2 separate regions of the Mus musculus genome follow, and region 1 is linked to region 2. A link is a loop called in an ENCODE intact Hi-C map of the cell type or tissue named here. Cell type or tissue: heart. All regions are shown on one strand. Links, peaks and the distances in the headings refer to the core of each region. The heading gives the core; the rest is flanking DNA. Region 1 has its middle 8.0 kb from the start of Gm19589. Region 2 overlaps Gm28888 (a long non-coding RNA gene).

What was found. Hi-C counts contacts between places; a loop is a spot of excess contacts. Peaks named below come from ENCODE experiments on the same cell type or tissue, not always from the same donor. Only the 100,000 strongest peaks of a DNase experiment are listed, where the experiment ranks them.
Region 1: it touches region 2 in a loop (3-fold over the local background); 6 of 42 quality-filtered maps call a loop at or near these places.

Annotation. Positions count from the first base shown.
Region 1 is chr1:88,540,227-88,546,866 of GRCm38, reverse strand. No RefSeq gene overlaps it. Among named protein-coding and RNA genes, the nearest start is that of Gm19589, 8.0 kb to the left of the region's middle. In heart, for the core only: no CTCF peak of the experiment used is centred there; no DNase peak of the experiment used is centred there.
Region 2 is chr1:88,486,209-88,492,848 of GRCm38, reverse strand. It overlaps Gm28888 (a long non-coding RNA gene), which reads right to left. Exons shown (of 3, transcript XR_387232.2): 3 at 1-711. Among named protein-coding and RNA genes, the nearest start is that of Glrp1, 21 kb to the left of the region's middle. In heart, for the core only: no CTCF peak of the experiment used is centred there; a DNase peak (open chromatin) is centred at 3,788; H3K4me3 peaks cover 952 bases; H3K27ac peaks cover 4,083 bases.

The DNA.
Region 1 (6,640 bases), core at 1,125-6,124, 54 kb before region 2:
TCCCATCATAGCCATCTTTATTTTCAACCTTAGCTAGAAATTTAAAAATGAAAGACAAACTTCTTACCCTTCTAATTGTATTGCCTAGCACACAGATCCTCCTGACAGTTGGTAGTTAGCTTCTTGAGTTCCTGCTAAGTTTTCCCAGATCTATGTATATTCATAACACACACACACACACACACACACACTTACATAAAACAGGGTCATTATATGTACATGCATGTGTACATACATAATCTTAAAGCTTAATATATCATTGATATATTTCCATAGCAATTATTTTAGACCTGAGTGATTCTTAGTAGCCTTTGGTTGTCCTATCTTTGGCTGTTTGGTGAGTTGTTCAGTCATGGTCCCCTGCTAGAAATGAAGATGAGTTTGCAGCATTTTACCTGGCTACTCATTTTATTTCATAGTATTCCCGTGGCACTGGGGATGGACCACAGGCCTTTCACACGGATCAGGTAACATGCTACTACTAGTTATAGATCCAGCCAGCTACTTCTATTTATTTTTCCCTACAATACTAACAATGCCTTGCCCCCTCAAATTTGTTCATACTGCTATTTCTATAGGATGGATTAATTCATGTTATTATCAGGATAAGTGTTTGGTACAAGCCACTGTACCCAAAAAGGCATGGTAACAAACCCTAACAGATGGCAGATGGTTGATAAATACAGGGACAAAACTGATAGATAAGAATTTAGCACCAACAAAGGTGCCTTGCTAAGCACTTAAAGACATGAAGTTCTATTAAAATCTACCAACAAGGTTTGGAAGCACATGGCGAACATAGTGGTCAGGAAGCCTGAAAGCTCCTTTCATATGCCCTGAACAAAACAGCTCTCTCTCTCTCCCTCTCTCTCTTTCTCTCTCTGTATCCTTGGTAATAGCACTCATAAGACACAGAGAACGCGTTTCCTTAAGTTTTTTGAGCTGTACTAGACAACTAAGCAGACTCAAGAACAGGCAATGAGAATCCAATTGGTCAGAAGTATAGGCAACAACCTATAACCTGTGACTGGTGTGTGCCAGGGCAATTCTCCCCCAAGGATCTGAGAGTAAGTGCATCCCTGTAGAATGTAAGTCTAGGTCCAGGTAGAGATGACTTACTAAATGCTGAGCTGTTATCCACTGGAGAACTGATTGGCATCAAAGAGCTCCCCCCCCTTTCTCTTTTCCCTCTACAGATGAAGATAAGTGTAGGCATACAATTTTTTGCAACCTACTTTTAATAAGGGTTCAACCTCTCTTCTAGCCCACCACCCAGCAGAGGTAGTGGAAGAGAGAAATTATTAGGATATGGGGGAATTGGACCTGTTCAGCAATAGTTCTTTATTCTTCTTTGGCAGCAGTTTAAGCCCATAGCAAACAGAAAATATTATTCAGCAGCTGCAGACCAGTCCTCTAGGTAGGCAGACACCAGGCATGAACCAGCAGCTACAGTCCAGTTCTTTCAGCAAGCAGATTTCAGGCACGAACAAGCAACTGTAGTTCAATTCTGAAGAAACTTCCAGCTCGCCAACTGGCATGAATCAGCAAGCTGCCACAGAAACCAAGCAGTTCCTGGTCAAGTTTCTCTCAATGGTAACATTATAACAAGTTGAGCTGAACAACACTATGTAAGGCAAACCAATACATGCATGTCGTTAGCGAAGAATAGTGAGGTGGAACAACCATACCAAAGCGCAGTGCTCATCTCCCACTGTCTGTGGGGTCATATTTATACTCCTTCATCCTGGGTCCTTTCATGTGTCTGCTGTATCCAAACATCCTTTCACCTGTCTGCTTCAGGAAAACATTCTTTCATGTGTCTGCTTTAGCAAGACATCCTTTCACCAGTGTGCCCCAGCAAAACATCATTTGGCATAACTAACTTTCCAAAGAACTAGAATTTCCACTTCAGGTAAGTGTCAGACTTGGTGAACAGGGCTGTGAGGAGAGATGCCACTAGACTGTGTGGGTCTAGTGTAGGGTCATGGTCCTGACCATTCTATACAATATAGACATGGCAACCACTCTGCTGGGGACTTGGGAATGGACTGGTGTTCTAAGGTGGCTAGAAGCTGACACACTGCCGCTCAGGTTAGGTTAAGAAGGATCTGGCCTATCAGGGAGTGGAGGAAATCATAAAGTAAGGGGTGGCATGAGGAATGGGCTCTCCTAAAATACTATGCCTTTATTTTTTTAAAAACACATTGAGTCCAATTAGTGCTGTCTACATTTTCTTGGGTAGATGTCTATTCACTGGAGTGTGGTTGACCTACTATGGGACACACCTTTTCAAAAACTAATTTTCTATTTCCAGGAAGCTGTCAATTACCAATAACTCCCTAGCCAGGGGTGGGGCTTAAGTCATCATACAGGTACATGCTCATGTTGTTTGGTGTAGGGGACATGGTCATGATGCATTAAACATGGTTGTTTTGTTTGGGGCACAGGTGTGGGGTGTAGAATATAATTAGATGTGGTCATGATATATAGGGCATGGTTGTGGTGTATGGGGTATGGCCATAGTGTTTGGAGCATAGTTATGGTATATGGGACATGGTTCTCTGTGCATCACCCATAGTAAGTGAGCCAGTAGAGCTTTTAAAAGCTCCACTGGGGACACTGAGATGGCTGAAGGCACTTGCCACCAAGCCTGATGACTTGAGTTCAATCCCTGTGTCACAAGTGGAGGAAGAAGAAAATTGACTCCCACACCCATGCTGCAGATTGATTGTGAACACAGAGGGGGTGGGGGAGGGGAGGGAAGGGGGAAGGGAGGGAGAGAGGGAGGGAGGAGGAAAAGGAGAGATGTAAAAAACCAATCCCTCAACTGGAATGAAATTTGCCTTTATGTAGTATTCTGCAAAGATCCTCATTCACTTCCCGGGTGAGAGCCATGATTCTAGGGACACCCCCCCCCCCGGGTATCAGGGCCACACCACCACCACCTATGTGTCTCATTTTCCCACTAAGACTAGTCCCCATGCACTTCAGTGCCGGTTAACAAAAGCATCTCAAGTGAGTGGCTCTTTTGGAAGTGAAATTTCCTGCCACCCCCTCTCTTCCCTTGGCTGTGAACCACAGCTTTCCTAACATGTAACTGTGTTTTCTGTTTGACTATTCAGAAACCAGGCCCAGTTACTATCAGCTACGAATGGCAAGCTGAAACATGTGCTGGTGACTAGATTTTCACCTCATTGTCACATTTCTACAATCAAAAAAATTCTGGGGACATCTCCCAGGAAATTGATTTGTGTCTTTGGAAAACAGCCATACAGACATTAAGGGGTCCATCCCCATTTACTGCAGGCTTTCCTGCACCCTTCCTTTTCCCTCACACCATCTCATATCCTGTGAGTCACAGAAACTAGTCTCCCAGGCAGGAAGACTCCCACAGAGAACACTGTGTGGCCAGTGCCAGGTATTCTTGTCAGGAGATGGCTCTCGTACATGCCCTTGCAACGTGCTGCAGCAAGCCAAGGGGAAATGTCATCTTCTAATCTCTTGACTTAGAGAAGTCTTATGTATTTGAAGGCTTAAGTCCCAGAAGGCCTCAGAAATGCCATCTCTGGGTTTAAGCTCCCTGCAGAATGAGGGACAGCTTTCCCATCATCCTCTTAGCTGATGGTCGTGAACAGCAGTATAGCTGGAGGGAAGCTGACCTCTCTGGCCTTTCTCATCCTCCATAGGGTGTAAGAATACTTTTCTACCTTTACCATGTTCCATGCAGAGGAGGCTGATGTGTGTTCAGAAGCCGGCAAAGTTGATGAGCACAAAGGTAGGTTGCTCGGTAGTTGAATGGTGACTGGAAATGACATTCTTCCAAGACCACCATACCTTTGCATCTCTACTTGCACTTAGCTGTGATTCTCTTTCTCTCTCTCTCTGTCTCTCTGTCTCTGTTTTTTTGTCTCTCTGTCTCTGGCTCTCTCTGTGTGTATCTCTCCTCTCTCTGGCTAGTGAGATGGCTCAGTTAGTAAAGTGTCTGCCACACCAGCATAAGGACCTGAGTTGTATCCACAGCACACGTGTAAAGCCCTTGACATGATGGCACGCATGGAAGAAAAGGTGTGAAGAGAGGAGGGGCCCTGGAGATTGCAGGCAGACAGTCTAGCTGCATTGGTAAGCTCCAGGTTCCAGGAGAGACCTTGTCTCTCTAAGGTGAGAATGATAGAAGGCACACACACACAAACACAAACACACAGAGAGAATGTAAGTTTTCTAAGAGCAGAGATATCATCTCCTTCAGCCAGGTCCCAGAATTGTGCCTGGAACATGAGAAGGGCTCAGTGTACACATGTTGGCTGTGTACAGTTTTAATTTATTTAAATTAATACTGAATCTTAATGTATTCTAACCAATATGGAAATATTCTGAGTTCAGAAATACTAGGGTGAACTAAAATATTATATTTTGGTTGCCTCCCTCACTCTGATTCCCACACTTCCCCAACGATGATAAAATAATGATTTTTTTTTAAATGACATCATACTATTGCCTCTGCTCTTAAGGTTGGGTTGTCTCATTCACTCACGTGAGTCTCTACGAGCACCAGCACTGTTCTCATCTGCATCTTCATAGACAAGGAGCCCAAGATTCCCAGGTAAAGGAGTTTCTCCCAGGCTCTCCCTCTTCTCGGGTGATGAACGGTGATTTGAACAGTTCCTGCTGACTATAGAGTCTACATCTGTTCCTGGGACCCTTTGGTGAATTCAAACCTATGTGGTGACCTCAGGGGAATAGCTACTCAACCAGAAGAGATGAACACAAAACTTGGCATCAAAGGTTCCCAGGCCGATGAGAGTCAATGACGAAGAAAACCAAGGCAAGTAAGATACTCTTGACTGGACATGACTATCAGCAGGGTTCCAGGGAACAACATTTCTCCTCGGGACACTCAGCTGATGAGACCAGGAAGCCAGTCACATGGCCAGCATCATCCTCATCTCCACAGGTGTGGGGATCAATTCCTCCCACACTGTAGTGGCTCAGTATCCCTGGATTACATGAGACAGCCATGTGCCCTGCACTCTTGCCCAGAACAAGTGCTCCAACTTCCTCTATTGAACTTATTATGAGCAGTCTCTCCACCTCTTAGTTCAACTTAGACAATCACTGCTACTGCCAGGCTGCTGAATAAAATACAAGATGTCCAGTTAAATATTTCAGATAAGCAGCACAATTTGGGGGTGTATTTGTCTTGGTACGATGCTTTGCTTACGTGGACAAATCTCTGGGTTTCATCCCCAGCATTGTATAAATGCACACCCATCATCCCAGCATCTGGGGTTTGAAGGCAGGAAGACTGGAAGCTCAGCTTTGGCTGCCTGGAAGGTTTGACACTAGTCTGGCCTATCTGAGACTGTCTCAAAAAAAGAAAAGGAAAAAAAAAAAGAGATGGTGAGATGTCTCAGTGGCTAGAAATGGTATATAAGTTTGATGACTGGAGTCAGAGCCACAAAGCCTAAGCTGGAAGGAGAGAACCAACTTGAAAACATTGTCCCCTGTCCTCCACATGTGTGATGTGGCATGTGAGCACAATGCATACATACACATACACACACAATACATACATATACCCATATAAATAATAATTATTAATTTTTTAAAAAATCTGTAATCATGCCTCCAACATTCTATAGTATGTATTTTATATCAAAAATTGTTTATGTGAAATCAAAGTTTTATGATTTACCTTATTTTTTATTTAATTTTAATTATATATATGTAGGAAAGGCAGTTTGTATATGTGAGCTCAGTGCCTGCAAATGCCATAGGTGGCAGGAGATTCCCCGGGAGCTGGAGTTATAGGCAGTGGTGACACACTCAATGTGGGTGCTGAATTCAAACTCTAATCCTCTTATCTAGTAATCTTAACTGTTGAACCATCTCTCTGGTCCCCAAGGCACCTTATCTTTCTTTGCTTTAGAAATCTCTTCTCTGTATGCCAGATGGGCTGCATTTCAGGATCATCAGCAGGGCACAGTGGGCAATAATGTCAGTCCTTGAGACAACTGTCCAATTTCCAACCCTGGTTCCACCAATCACAGGCAACGGGACCCTGGCAAGTCACTTAGCACACTGGGACCCCACTGTCACATCTGTAGAATAGAGAATGAGTAATTTATAAGAAGCAGCTCATTTAGCTCATAGTTTCATAGGCTGAGACTCTGAGTGCCTGGCACCCAGTGAGGGCCCTCTTGATGGTGGCGACTGTGCAGTCTCAAGGTAGCATAGGCATCATAGGAGAGACAGAGATGGCTTGTCCTGGTTCATTATCAAGGGGCCTTGTCCTCACAAGCCCATTTAACCCTGACTGCTTTCCAAAAGCCCCCATCTCCAAACACACTTGAGCTAGAGCACATGAGTCAGCACATGAAGTTAGAGGACACATTCAAACCATAGCCATGTAAGGAGACACCTCTGACTATTCCATTGATTCAAATACCCACAGTGGGAGGAGAAGCTCCCTCCAGGTGGGTGAGTCCACAGAACCAAACTCAGTGGCAATTTTATCACAGCCTCTACCTAATGGAAATGCATTTTTAAAAGAATGCCAAGATTCTATAATCTTGGTGGGTTTTTTCTCTCTCTTTTAAAAATATCATCTGTTTTAAACAAAATTTTTGAACACACAAAAAAG
Region 2 (6,640 bases), core at 1,015-6,014:
TGCTAGAGAAAAAAAATTAACGTTAGAGCTGGTTTTCCCCTATTCCAAGATGAATTCCAAAGGGGGAAAAGAGCACTAAATAATGAAGTTTCCATGAGAAAGCTACGTGGAAACCTATGGTCCTCCAGACTGAGAAGAAAAATCAGTTCAAAGGGACAGTGGGACCCAGGCAACATGATAGGAGGCAGTGGAAATGCTCAGGGTTAAAGGTTCAAGTGGAGATGGGGCTAGGGTGGGGCAAGGAGATGGATGGTAGGAGCGGGTTAGCCAGAACTAAGCATACTTGGAGAAGCCTGATGAAATGCTGTTGTTGAAGACAGTACTCATTTTGGATGTGAGGCTTCAAGAAATCATCCTCAAGAGCCTGGCTAGCTTGCATTGTGCTGTACGGGCTTCTGGGGAAGAAAAGGCATCACTGGTCTTAGCCAGTGCTGGACATTGCTGGCAGGGAAACCACATACTCTTGGAGTAGGAAGAATGCAAGAGCAGGTGGATAGAAAGGAGGGTTAGGAAATACTGGCTTGTAGACATGACACTGATGTTGCATGCACCAGCTCACAGCAAAAGTGGCTCCCCACGAAAGACCCGCATGAGGCCAAGACCATCAAAATCCAGCATGAAGGAAGGCGTGCCCCGGGGCCCCATCCTTATCAGAGGCTTCCATGGCAGTCCATCGCTGCTGAGGGAGGAGTTACTCTGTTCTCTTCTTATCTGTAATACACAAACATGAGTTAAAATGAGAGCTAAGCTGCAAAGGACAACAAAGAGAGCCTTCTCTAGATATGCTTTTGCGTTCCTGCAGTTAGTTAACTGGCGTGCTGCTTTTGCAGAGCTGTGTGATTTTATGGACTTTATGGGTAGTTTTATAAGCACCAGGTGAAAGGGCAAATAAAACAACTGGCTGGCAACTCAGCTAAGAAGTCAGAGTATGCGTGGAGGCGCGAAGCCCTCCCGTTTTCAGCTTCTCTGCTGTGCGTAGCTTGCATAATCTTTGGGCCGTTTACCTCACCTCCCGAAGCCTCAGTTTATTGACCACAAAGAGAGATTAAATGCCCACCATCCCAGGATGTACAATAAATATTCTAGGGAGGCCTGTTGCAGACCAGAGCAGGACTGCCTGGCAAAGACTGTTCCAGACGCTCTCGTTGGTAATTTAATAATGAGTTCAAGAAGCTGTTGCTAAGAGCCGTGAGGGAAAGGACAATGAGTTCTGCTGGACTGGAACAGGAGGATCAATACATTGATCACCGACATGCTGGCTACTTTCCTGAACAGCACAGCCTTCATCTTCCTCCCTGCCCAGAAGGAAATTATCTTTGTCTCAGAAAGGATTTTTTTTAAGATTTCTTTTTATTACATTTAAGTGTGTGTGTGTGTGTGTGTGTGTGTGTGTGTGTGTGTGTGTGTGTGTGTAGTAGTAGTAGTAGTAGTAGTAGTAGTAGTAGTAGTAGTAGAATTACAGATGGTTGTAAGCCATCAGACATGAGTACAGAGAATAGAACTCACATCCTCTGCAAAAAGCACTCTGCATTCTTAATCACTGGGTCATCTCTCCAGCCCTGAGAAATGATTTTTGAGAGGGCAAATGGATAATTTGAAACCTGAAGTTTACAAAATTCGGTCTTCAAAGGTTACAACCACTGGATCTTTCAATTGTCAACACAAAAACACAGCTCTCACGCTAAAGAATGTAAGCAATAGTTTATCCTGGAGCCAAATATGGCCGACTGTGGCTTAGGAATCCAGATTCAGTTTGCGCCAAATACTGTGTTCCAATATGGTCATGGTTTCATGTAGTTTCTATAATAGCAGAACAAGAAAAATTAGAAATCAAGATGAATTTTCAAATAGTGTATGGAGTATCAAGCAGGCAGGTCCAGTTCTTGCTACTATATAAATAACATTTTTAGCCTTTGGGATGGTGGAAGTATGCTCTATAGACACCAAAGGATTTACCTAATAGTCACGAAGATGCTAGGTCAAAAACAGAGGTGAACTAAGATAGTTCAAGAATTATTAAATCTGGACCTAAAACGTTGCAACTCTTCACAGAAGAGTTGTACTTGGTTAACCAGGCTTGTAGAATCTTTTAAACATAGATACAGCTCCCCCAACCCCAACCCCCTGTGGACTTCGCTGAATGTAGCCATGGGAGAGTCTGGTCGGAAAGGGAGCAACTCGAACATTGAGCAGGATAGTCATCGCCCTTCTGATTCCAGGCAGAGGAGAGACTAGAGGACTCCGCTAGAAGGGCTTGTGCTCAGAAAAGGAGCCACAGTCGGTCACACTTCTTACTGGGCACGGTCAGAACTCTCTTCCCATCTGCCTGTAGGGCAAAAGATCTGCACCCACTTCCAAAGGAAAAAACCTACCAAAACCCACCAATCCCTGAGCACGAAATTCCACCAATCCCTGAGCTCACCCCAAGATCAGGCTACATAACCTCTCCAATCCCAGGCTACGCTGGAAAGCTCCACCCCCTCCCCTAAAAAAACACTCTACAAAGCTTGCCTTCTGCTCGCCCAAGCAGAGGCGGCTACTCTCTTGTGCCTCGCCCGCCAGATCTCATGTGTGAGGTTTATTGTGCAGTGTGGCTTTGTGGTATTCCTCCGCTCCCAACTGCCAGGATATATTTCTCAGTAGAGCTCTTAACACTCCAGTCACGGGGGAAACCTTCCTCCTCGAAACTCCAACATCTCCATTGGGGAAGCTATTCCCTTCGGAGCTGTAACACTTTTTACAGGGGAAGCCTTTCCCTTCAGAATTGTAACACTTACACAACTCATAAGAGTTTTTCTGCTCAAGAATGCTGCGGCCACGTCATAGCTGCTGCGGAGTCTCTGGTTAGTAACTGGCGGTGGCATCACCAACAGTCTTAAGACACTCCTTCCTGTTCCCAGAGGTGTTGGTCATCTACCCCAGTGGTCAGTTCCAAGACACTTTCCACAAGAGACAATAACTCCTCGTCCCAGGCCATCCCCACCCTTTGTCTCTTGCGACTGGAGTGTGGTACACAAGGGTTTCAGAAATCCCTCAAATTGTCTTCCCAGGAGGCAAAGGCTACACACATGTCGCTCGGCATGTTGCAGCCCTGCTGGCTGATTTTCTCTGCCTGACATTTTGCAGAATTTCCCATGTCCCTGACATGCCATTAAACTGTACCATTTCGTGTATCTGATACTCTTCTGAATCTGCTTTCTTGATTCAAAACTGGGGCAGAAGGAACATACTAGGTGCTGTGTTCTGCAGATCACTTGAACTGAAACTTCAGTGCCTGGTGAAAGGGGTTTGCTCGGACTGATCCAAACAATGTGTTGCTTCTAAGGTAGGGAACTTTGAGTGTCAAGAAATGCTAGGCTGTCGATTCCTGCATCCAGGGATGTTAAAAGAAGCCAAGGACCAACCCAGCCCAGTGCCTTGTAACAAGTGCCCTTCTCACTGCTCCCAACTGTCACATCTTGTAGAGTACAGAGGTAGGAAGGCTGTGTTTTCAGAGTTATGGGCTCTCACTGACTGTTTCAAGTGGGTGCCTGATTTTGCCCAGAAACTCATTTCGCGGGAGCTTAGCTTTCCATTCAGAGCCAATGACAGGAAACAGTGATGTCCCTCCCACCTTCTTATGAACACTAAAAATAGTTCAGGGTGGAGGGCAGCAGATAATGAAGTCCCAACTGTCTGCCAGGAGGTCCCTTAAGCCCACTGCTTCCCGAAAGGAAAATCTCCTTCACCTATTGTGAGCAGCACATTGCAGATCCAGGATGCAAAGGTGGAAATGATAAACCGAGGGGCTCCACAGATGCTATTTTTAAGTCAGTGTGTGACCTCACCAGGAAAATACAGAATTCATTAGGAAAGGGATGTCACAGTAGCTACAGTGGACCATCAACATCAGCAGTCAGTAGCCCTTCCTATCCCACAATGCCTCGTGACTCCAAGCAGGGGTTGTCCACCTGCAAGGAACCTCTGTTCTAATCTCTTTTCCTCTCCTTCTTCACTCCACTCTCCCACACCTGCAAAGCTTCCTCCCCATTCCAGGAAGGAGAAAAATAAGGAATGAGGTCACTGTAACCCACTAGTCTGGGCTTCATTAGCCCTGGAACTGAAGCAGTTGTTTCTTCGGACCAGCTGGGCTCTGATGTAAATATCACACACCATCTCACCATAGCACACTTCTACCTCCACCCCTCTCACCACCCCCCACTCCACAAGCTAGCCTCACTGCCCCCTACCCCCAAGCCCTGCCACTCCTGGTAGAAGTGTGGCCAAGTGTGGCTAGCCTTTGTGAGCAGGGTCTTAGAGCTAGAGACCTGGCTTTAGACACTGGGTCCATGGCCCTTTATCCCTGTGTGACTCTTTTGCCCCACGTGGTGGCACCTGCCAACCAGTGATCCCAACACTTGGGAGGCAAAGGCAAGCAGATCTCCATGAGTTCAAGGTCATTCTGGTCAGCCTGGACGACACTGTGAAACCCTATCTCAAAACCAACCCCCCTCATTACTGTGCAACGCTAGAAAAGCTCTGATATCTCTAAGTTCAGAAAGATCAACACATGGATTTCAACAGGACAGTCGGGGTTCTTGACCATTTCTGTATGGGCTGCTGCCTGGGCGGAGCATTGTGCTCCTGGAGTTTGTTAGCAGGACCTTAAGGAGAAACAAAATCTTCACAGATGTGATCACATGACTGATAGGGAAGCCAGGCTAGACCTGGGGTCGGCTTTAATCCAGTAGGCAAGAGTCCGTATAATGAGATGGAAAGAGACACAGAGAGGGAGGGAGGCTGTGTGATGATGAGGATGGAGAGCAGAGCCACAAGAGGTCAATTTACTATACACCCTTACTTAGCACAGTGCCTGGTACAAAGGATGCTAGCAGACAGGCATGGATCTGCATGTCCTGTAGGTGCCAATATAAACGGTTGTGCAGCGAAGAAGTATACTAAAACATGTCTGAAATATATTTTTAAAAAATTTAGGGGCCAAAGAGATAGCTGAGCAGTTAAAGTGCCTGCTGCATGGACATGGGAACTAGAATTCAGGTCCTGGGGAAACCCACTTAACCGCTAGTCAGGCACAGTGGCCCTCCTGGAATTCCAGGCATAGAAGGAGAAGGTTGGAGTATCCCCAAAACAAGCAGGCTAGCAATATCTGTGTGCTCTGGGTTTGATTAAGAGACCCTGCCTTGACAAACATAGAGAAGAGCATTGATTCCTAACATCAGTGTCAATCTCGGGTCTCCACATACACAGGTGCATATCTACCCATCAACACATGAAGAAAACATACCTACACATACATACGCACCACACACATAAACATGAGAATAGAAAAAAACAAAAAGAAGACTTCAACAGGAAAACATCTACAAGAATATGGTATTAAAATGTACTAAGTTATAAGGGTAGCACAATATCTAAATAATCATACACCTATATGATAGAACTATGTGCAATAATTTTAAAATGTTTGTCAAGGTTTTAGTAATACTCAATTAAGACACCATTTCAATGTCAAGAGTAATGATAGGTAATTCTAAGTTTTGTTTTTTCTTTCCTGTGTGTCTGTCTGTATGTCTGTATGTTTGTATGTGTGTATACATATACATTATACATATACATACCTGAGCAAGTATATAAATATATATATATGTGTGTATATATATATGTATGTATATATATATGTATATATATATATATATGAAGAAAAGTCTACCTTTTAAAAAATCAATTCAAGAAACAAAATACATGATATGTAAATGTAACTCCTTACCCCCTCTTTTTTACTGCAGCATAGATTTTACAAATGAGTGCTGTGTGTTCTTGTGTCTGAGAAAGTACTTACAAAAATGAATAACTTAGGACCAAGCTCATACTTGCATCCTGAAGGATTCTCCCTTTTGGCTTGGAACAGCATGATGTCTTACAGGGAGCTATCTTTCTGTGACTTTATTGTCTGAGGCTCCGCTTGGCTTGCAGATCTGAGACAGGCGAGCTCCGTCCACCGGTAAGCATGGTTTCATGCCTGAGGGGCAACCATTTGCCATATGAGGCACTAAGTTGGAAAGAAATTTAAACGGAGGTTTGTAGAACTTGAAGCAGCTGTGGTCATACAATTTAATATGCTGGAGAGAGCAGAGTTTCTCTATAGTAAAAGCAGGTGGTATCAGAACAGAGCTCTGGTGGAAGGCAGTTAACCATTCCATGATAAATATACCCAGATGGCCTTCAGACAACAGCCCCAGCTCAACTTCATGTGACACCAGCACCAGCCCTGATACAGGGCTGATACATGGCCATCTGGAAAATGCATCCTTCAGTCCCAATAGGCCTACCTTTGTAGGCGTATTGCATTTCCTCTAGCCCACTGACAGCAAAGGTCACCAAAGCATGCAATGCCACTTCTGTTTATAACCTTAACCAGGCCTCACGATTTCTAGAGTGGTATCTAGAGCGTGGTTTTCAGCCTTCCTAATGCTTCAGTCCTTTAACACAACTCCTCATGTTGTAGGAACCGATGTTGTGGATAGCCCTGAGGCTAATTATATTTGATGGTAATTCCATTCTTTTGTGAGTGGTTGAGAACAAAGAATGAGTCTGCACTCAGGTGATTTCCTGTAAACCTGCTTCCCACCTTAATCTGTAA